3 separate regions of the Homo sapiens genome follow, and regions 1 and 2 are each linked to region 3. The links are chromatin loops, found by intact Hi-C in ENCODE. Cell type or tissue: IMR-90. All regions are shown on one strand.

Region 1 (2,500 bases), 160 kb before region 3:
TCAATCCAACTTTAAAGTGCTATGAATAGCAGAAATACCTTACTTTCCACTTCCCACTTAATGGTTAATATAGAAAAGTACTGCTTTTTTAAGAAAGATGAAATTTTCATAGCTGAAAAGGCAGAGAGGAAGGACCCTCTGAAATCTCTGGCAACTCAGGTACCCATAAGAATTACAGCTCATGACCAAGGCATATGGTGCCACCTGGTGGCTGAATTTTCAAATGCAGGAAGTGGGTGAATTTGTAAATGCAGGTAGTGGCATACATTCTCACATTGAATTCTTACCACACGTCTGTGAAGTAAATATATTACTTTTGTTTTTTAGATGAGAAAATTTAAGCCGATAAGATTAATAAGAAAGTTTTGTTTATGTAACAATTAGCCAGGATATAGTCTTACGACTTAAAAAAATTAACTTCTCCTTCATTGCCTCTATTCAGAAATCATAAAGTAATGAAGCAACAAAAAACTATTATGGTCTCCCAAAATCTTCCTTTTAAATATTTCCCAAATTTGTCCTATCCACTTCAAGTCGCTGCTTTCATCTTCATCCAAGCCGACGACTAGCACGTATCTAGGCTAACATAATTACTACCCAATTTTGTCTCCCTGACTCTATTTTTTCTCTCCTTTAATCTTGGGTAGTGTTCCCAAAGTACTGTTTAATAAAATCACAGTGTACAACTTTCTTAACAGTCAAAAATGGTCCCTTCTTATCTGATTATGTCCAAATTCTCACTGGCATTCCAGCATCTGGCTCCAAACGTCCACTTTATTCTAATCTCTTACTAATTTCTGCCAAAAGCTCTGGGCCAGTTTGGCCAGCTTTCTTGCCTTTGCATCCTTCTCACAGCATACACACAGATGGCCTTACCTTGCACTTCCTCTTCCTTTACATACACTAGTCATGCCCACCTGCCCCTGCCAACTCAACTTCTGTATCTCTTCCAACTACAAATTAATTTACTAATCATTCCTGCTTACTCCAACCCACAATCTATCATAAAATTTAAATAAGTGTGTCTCATTGAAAACATTTAAATATAAAAGTACACACAGTTAAAAAAAAATAAGTCTCAATTCTCTTTTGTCAAAACCTGTCCTGCCCTGAGAGCTGACTGTGGCACATATTGACGCATATCTCACCAGACAGTCTCCATGCCAGGGTTTCTCAACCTTGGCACTACTGAGACATTGGGCAGGATAATTCTTTGTTGTGGGACTGTCCTGTGCATGGCAGGATGTTCATCAGCATCCCTGGCCTCTATCCACTAGATGTCAGTAAGTACCTCTACTGGTACTTACTGACGCTGTACCAGGCATTGCCAAATATCCCGAGGGATGAGGGGGCAAAACTGTCCCTGGTTGAGGATCACTGCTTTAGGCATTTACATACACATCAAAATATACAGACAGGTCATTTAAAAAAAACTGCTGCCACCATACTTACGGGTATACATACAGTCATGCACTGCTTAACAACAGGGATATGTTCTGACAAATGCATCACGTGATTTCATCGTGTGAACATCACAGAATGCACTTATGCAAACCTCGATGGTATAGCTAGGTGTATATCCCACACACCTAGGCTGTATGGGATAGCCTATTGCTTCTAGGCTACGAACCTGCACAGCATGTTACTGTACTGAACGCTGTAGGCAATGCGAACACAATGGCAAGTGTCTATGTGTCTAAACACAGAAAAGGTACAGTAAAAAGACAGTGGTATAATCTTATGGGATCACCATTGTATACGCAGTCTGTCTGACTGAAGCGTTGTTATGTGATGCACGATTGTATATTAGGTGCCCATTCTTCTATCAGTGGATATTTACATAGTCTCCTTTTATAATCTTGCAAACAATGCTATAAATAAACGTGTTTGTATGAGGGCCCAATGCATACATATATCTGTATGTCTATAGGACAGTTACCTAGAAGTGTGATGGAAGGCTATGTATATTTAAAATATTTTAAAATTCTGCCAAATCACCTTCCCTAGACTATTCTAATTTATACTGCCACCAATAACCTAGAGTGGTTTTCCTCCTAGCTGTCAACTCATTGAACACTGGATATTATCAACTTAAAATTTTTGCCAGCTTTATAGATGAAAAATGATAACTTGGCCAGGCACAGTGGCTCATGCCTGTAATTCCAGCACTTTGGGAGGCTGAAGTGGATCGCCTGAGGTCAGGAGTCCGATACCAGCCTGGCTAACACGGTGAAACCCCATCTCTACTAAAAATACAAAAATTACCCAGGCATGGTGGCAGGCACCTGTAATTCCAGCTACTTGGGAGGCTGAGGCAGGAGAATCGCTGGAACCTGGGAAGCGGAGGCTGCAGTGAGCCAATATAGTGCCACTGCACTCCAGCCTGGGTGACCCAGCGAGACCTTTGTCTCCAAAACAAAACAAAACAAAACAAAATAAAAACAAACAAAAAAACCCCCATCATTTTGCTTCCAAGATCGCCTGAGATGGTGAAAACCTT
Region 2 (2,500 bases), 480 kb after region 3:
ACTTCACTTGGACTAGTGTGATGGCAAAGGAGATGGAGAAAAAGTAAATGGGTTCTCAAGTTTAGAGGTGGAAAAACCTCCAATACACATGATTGGATATGGGGGAATGAGGGAAAGGGAAATGGATGTTAAAGGAAGATTGCCAGGTTTCTTACTTTGAAAGCTGCTGGATGAGTGGTACAGCCAATTACTGAAATGGGAAGACTTAAGGACAAAGATGTTTGTAGAAAGCTCATGAGGCTGTTTCCCAATATGTGAAATCTCCCTGAAAGGGGTCCTGTGAGGAGCAAATGACATTCTTTATTCAATAACTAGAAGCCATTGCTATAATGTTTCAAAATCTCTCCTTTGACCTCAGATCTTGTGAGGAAGATAGAACACTTTCTGTACCAGGGCCTTTTTCAATAAGAAAGGACATTGGTTTCTCAAATTGCAATCACTAAACCTAATGTACTTTAATTATATACATAATTAGAACAATCTCTTTTTAAAAAAACATAATAGGTTGGATACTATGGTTCACACCTGTAATCCCAACACTTTGAGATGCTGAGGCAGGAGGATTGCTTGAGCCCAGGAGTTCAATACCAGCCTGAGCAACATAGTGAGACCCGTCTCTACAAAAAATTTTAAAATGAGCCTGGCATGATGGCATGTGTCTGTAGTCCTAGCTACTTGGGAGACTGAGGAGAGAGGCTCTCCTGAGCCCAGGAGCTCAAGGTTGCAGTGAGCTATGATTGCACCACTGAACTCCAGCCTGGGTGACAGAGTGAGATCCACTGTAAAACAAACAAACAAGAAGTATGTTCACAGGAAAATCCCAGAAATCACATAGAACATGTTTCTTGTGTCACAGATGGATCTTCATTTCCCTTAGCAAATCTCCTCAAATGTGACCCTGCTTATCAAGATTATTCAAATCATATAGCTGTGCTGGGCATACAAAAAAAATGGCATTTATCTATTTTTATGGTGGGGGCTGAGGACATAGAAGAGGAATCAGGCATCGGTAACTTTTCAACACCCCCAATATATGTATAAACAAGGAGCTACAGTTGAGTTTTTACATTTTTAATGTTTTATCATTTGTACTGACAAGGTCCATAGCCAGCTTTGTTCTGATGCCACCTGCTGGACAAGTCTGTAACATCTTATTTCTCTTTGGAAGTGTCCAGTCCTCCCAAAACCTATACCACAAACGCTTGAGAGTCCAGCCAACACTGGGAAATATCACTTCAAAATAATATGAAGCTTCACTGGACTTCATGGAGGATTTTCAGTATGCCTATTCTTGATGCTACAGATATACTCAATAGCAATCAATGGTGAATGTGGACAAAGGCATAATACTGCATTGTTTGTGAGAAAAAATACTGGAAACATGGAAATGTCCATCACCAGTAACTGTTTAAATAAACTAAGATACATCCATATTAAGACATATTATGCAGCCTGTAAAAGTCCTCAGGTTGTTAAAATAGTTACATAAAACAAATAAAGTGTAGAAAATATAGTATGCTTCCATTCATGTTTAAAAAAATAATAAGGGGGAGGCCAGGTGCAGTAGCTCACGCCAGAACTATGAGAAGTCGAGGTAGGAGGCCAGGAGTTTGAGACCAGCCTAGGCAGCACAGTGAGACCCCTGTCTCTACAAAAAATAAAAAATAAAAGGAAGAGATATTGACACATTTTAGAAATACAGTTTGGAAAAGAAAACACAACCAACTGGTAAGATATTTGTCTCTGTGGAGGGAGTAGAGGCACTAGGGGAGTTAAGATGGGAAGGTGTTGCTTTTCTTTATGATTCTACAAAATTTAACTTTGTATTATCCATGTACTTTTACTTTTGAAAACAGTTAATGAGGCCAGGAGCGATGGCTCACACCTGTAATCCCAGCACTTTGGGAGGCTGAGGCGGGTGGATCAACTGAGGTCAGGAGTTGGAGACCAACCTGGCCAACATGGTGAAACCCTGTCTCTACTAAAAATACAAAAATTAGCTGGGTGTGGTGGCGGGCGCCTGTAATCCCAGCTACTCAGGAGGCTGAGTCACGAGAATCACGAGGCAGAGGTTGCAATGAGCCTAGATCGTGCCACTGCACTCCAGCCTGGGCAACAGAGCCAGACTCTGTCTCAAAAAAGAAAAAAATACTAGCTAATGAAATATGTAAATAAAACCATTGTTTAAACTCCCATTCCTAACCAGGCATGGTGGCTCATGCCTTTAATCCCAGCACTTTGGAAAACCAAGGTGGGAGGATCACAGGCAACATAGCGAGACCCAAACTCTACAAAAAAAAAAAAGCCAGGCATGGTGGCACATGACTGTGGTCCCAGCTACTCAAGAGGCTGAGGCAAGAGGATCACTTGAGCCCAGAAGGTCAAGCCAGCAGTGAGCTATGATCATGTCATGGCACTCAAGCCTGGGTGGCAGTGAGACGTGTTTAAAAAAAAATTTTTTTTTTTTTTTTTGAGAGGGAGTCTTGCTCTGTCACCCAGG
Region 3 (2,500 bases):
TGAAATTTTAGAAAAATTAACAGCAATCTTCTCTTCTCAAAAGCTCATCTTCAAATTTAAGGAGAGTACATTCTCAATGTGTGCAGAATTTATTTCAGCTCAGTAATTCTACAAATGTCATCTTATATTACGATGCGGTAGACAGAAACACATCAGTCAAAATTTACCTACTCTATCGCATTTAAGTAACATTTTCTCAGTGAAAAAAACTTAGGGGAGGAAAATGTTACATATCTAAAGAGCTTAAGTAGACTCGACTCTAAATATTATGGCCACAAAGGCAAGAATCCATTATTAAATTCTTATCAAGTATTTAGGCTGGGCGTGGCGGCTCATGCCTGTAATCCCAGCACTCTGGGAGGCCGAGTTGGGCAGATCACCTGAGGTCAGGAGCTCGAGACCAGTCCGGCCAATGTGGCAAAACCCCATCTCTACTAAAAATACAATAATTAGCTGGATGCAGTGGTGCATGCCTGTAGTCCCAGCTACTCGGGAGGCTGAGGCAGGAGAATCACTTGGGCCCGGAGCAGGGAGTGCGGAGGTTGCAGTGAGCCAAAATTGGGCTACTGCACTCAAGCCTGGGTGACAGAGCAAGACTCCATCTCAAAAAAAAAAAAAAAAATACTAGTATTTGGCTGGGTGTGGTGGCTCATACCTGTAATGCCAGCACTTTGGGAGGCTGAGACAGGAGCTCAAGACCAGCCTGGGCAACATAGTGAGACCCTATCTCTACAAAAACTTTAAAAATTAGCCAGGTGTGGTGGCATGCACCTATGGTCCCAGCTACTCTGGGGGCTAAGGTGGGAAGATTGCTTGAGTCCAGGAGGTCGAGGCTACAGTGAGCTGTGATGGTGCTACTGCACTCCAGTCTGGGTGACAGTGAGTCCTTGTCTCAGAAAAAAAAAAACAAAACACTTAGTACTTGCTGTAATATTTCACCACCAGGTGGCAGATCCATACTACGTTCTGGAAATGTTTTTATCAACCCTGATAAGTTAGTCCAATTAGAAGGAATTTTAGGAAAAGTAAAATAATTTTAACTGTATTTGAACCTGAGCCAGTTAACCACAGGGTAGTTACAATTGGCCCTCAGAACATTATACTTCTATTTAACTGTAAATTTGTCCCCAGGCCATGCAGAGTACCTAATTTTCTTTAAAGAGAACAGAATATTAAAATGCAGTTTTAAAATGTGATTATCTATAGTCCAGTCATTCAAAATCCTGAGAAGTCTAAGAGGAGTTTGAATCCCAAAGTAAAGGGAACATGAAATGAAAAGGTAGAAAAAAATACAGGTGAGACAATGAGAAAAAGGGGAGAGAGATGAAACATCTACCAAACCAAGAAGCTAGCAAAACCCAAGTTACAGCAACGCCCTTCAAAAATGAACATGTCTGTGTTTTATGTGTTCAGCAATATATTCTAATTAATAAGATAAAGACTTTAATCTCAAGTCAATCAGTTAATTATGAAATTGACTTTTCAAATTTTTCAATAATTCTAAAATTCTTAAAATGTATTATTATCAAGATGAAATATATTATCTTGAAATGACTCTTCAGTTATTTTAAAATGCTATTGAAAACGCTATTTGCAAATGCATCCTTGAAATCTAAGGAGAACACCTTAATTTGTTTACCACCTTGGCTGCAGCACACCTTTCCCTCCACTGTCCTTCTTCCAGTCCTACCCAACTTCTCCCGCCTCTTTCTGGCCCATGTTTGCAGGGAGAAGAGATGACCCCTGACACTCAGAAAGAGATCCCTGGCCACTATACACACCAGTCAATGGTTCAACTTCCTCACTAATGCTTCCTTCCTCATGTCCTTTAATCCACTAACCAAATCTACCTCGGCCACAATTAGAAATCAACACCCAACCTCTACCATGAACCAAGGCTGACCTGAGTTTTGTGAAATTTGAAGCATATATAATTTGAGGGCCTTTTTGAAGAAAAAAAAAAATGGAAAAAAATTTTTCAATTTTGCAAATGTTACAAAAATATGTAACTAACAAACACACTACACTGCTAGAGCCTCTCCCAGATCCTAGAAGAGGTCTATGCAAGTGAGGGGATCCAGGGCTCACCAACTTAAGGGTAAATTGTCTCTGCCATGAAGACATGTTGAGGAAAAAACAAGCCTATAAACTCTGTTTGTTAAATAAAACAACTAGTACACCAATTCCATTCAATAAAAGAAAGGCACTGGCTAGAGAGTTACAGTGTTCACAGTTACTTTAGAACAAACTGGCTAAAATTAAGGACAGATAGAAACTGTCTAATGGCAACAAGAGAGCAAAGCACAGAGAAGAAAAAATGTGAGTGGAATCAATGGGGGAAAGGCATACTCATCCACTTCTTTCATACTCCTGAAGCTTATTGCCATCAATTATTTGTAGGTCTCCCCCAGGAACAGTTTTCCCTACTGGGTTATTTACATAACCTAACTTCAGAAAGCTCTCACTTTTCTTCCCTGACAAACAAAAAGAGAGAGAAAAA

The links. Hi-C counts contacts between places; a loop is a spot of excess contacts. Peaks named below come from ENCODE experiments on the same cell type or tissue, not always from the same donor. Only the 100,000 strongest peaks of a DNase experiment are listed, where the experiment ranks them.
Region 1: it touches region 3 in a loop (2.0-fold over the local background); 3 of 110 quality-filtered maps call a loop at or near these places.
Region 2: it touches region 3 in a loop (15-fold over the local background); 18 of 110 quality-filtered maps call a loop at or near these places.

Annotation. Positions count from the first base shown.
Region 1 is chr15:73,238,777-73,241,276 of GRCh38, reverse strand. All of the region lies in intron 8 of NEO1 (neogenin 1), which reads right to left. Among named protein-coding and RNA genes, the nearest start is that of MIR12135, 60 kb to the left of the region's middle. In IMR-90, CTCF peaks have their summits at 213 (motif pointing left) and 1,274 (motif pointing right); a DNase peak (open chromatin) is centred at 206.
Region 2 is chr15:72,598,686-72,601,185 of GRCh38, reverse strand. It overlaps ARIH1 (ariadne RBR E3 ubiquitin protein ligase 1), which reads right to left. Exons shown (of 14, transcript NM_005744.5): 14 at 1-2,500. Among named protein-coding and RNA genes, the nearest start is that of MIR630, 13 kb to the right of the region's middle. In IMR-90, a CTCF peak has its summit at 1,129 (motif pointing left); a DNase peak (open chromatin) is centred at 1,125.
Region 3 is chr15:73,079,990-73,082,489 of GRCh38, reverse strand. The region is part of intron 1 of NEO1 (neogenin 1); the gene reads right to left. Among named protein-coding and RNA genes, the nearest start is that of NEO1, 29 kb to the right of the region's middle. In IMR-90, a CTCF peak has its summit at 948 (motif pointing right); a DNase peak (open chromatin) is centred at 959.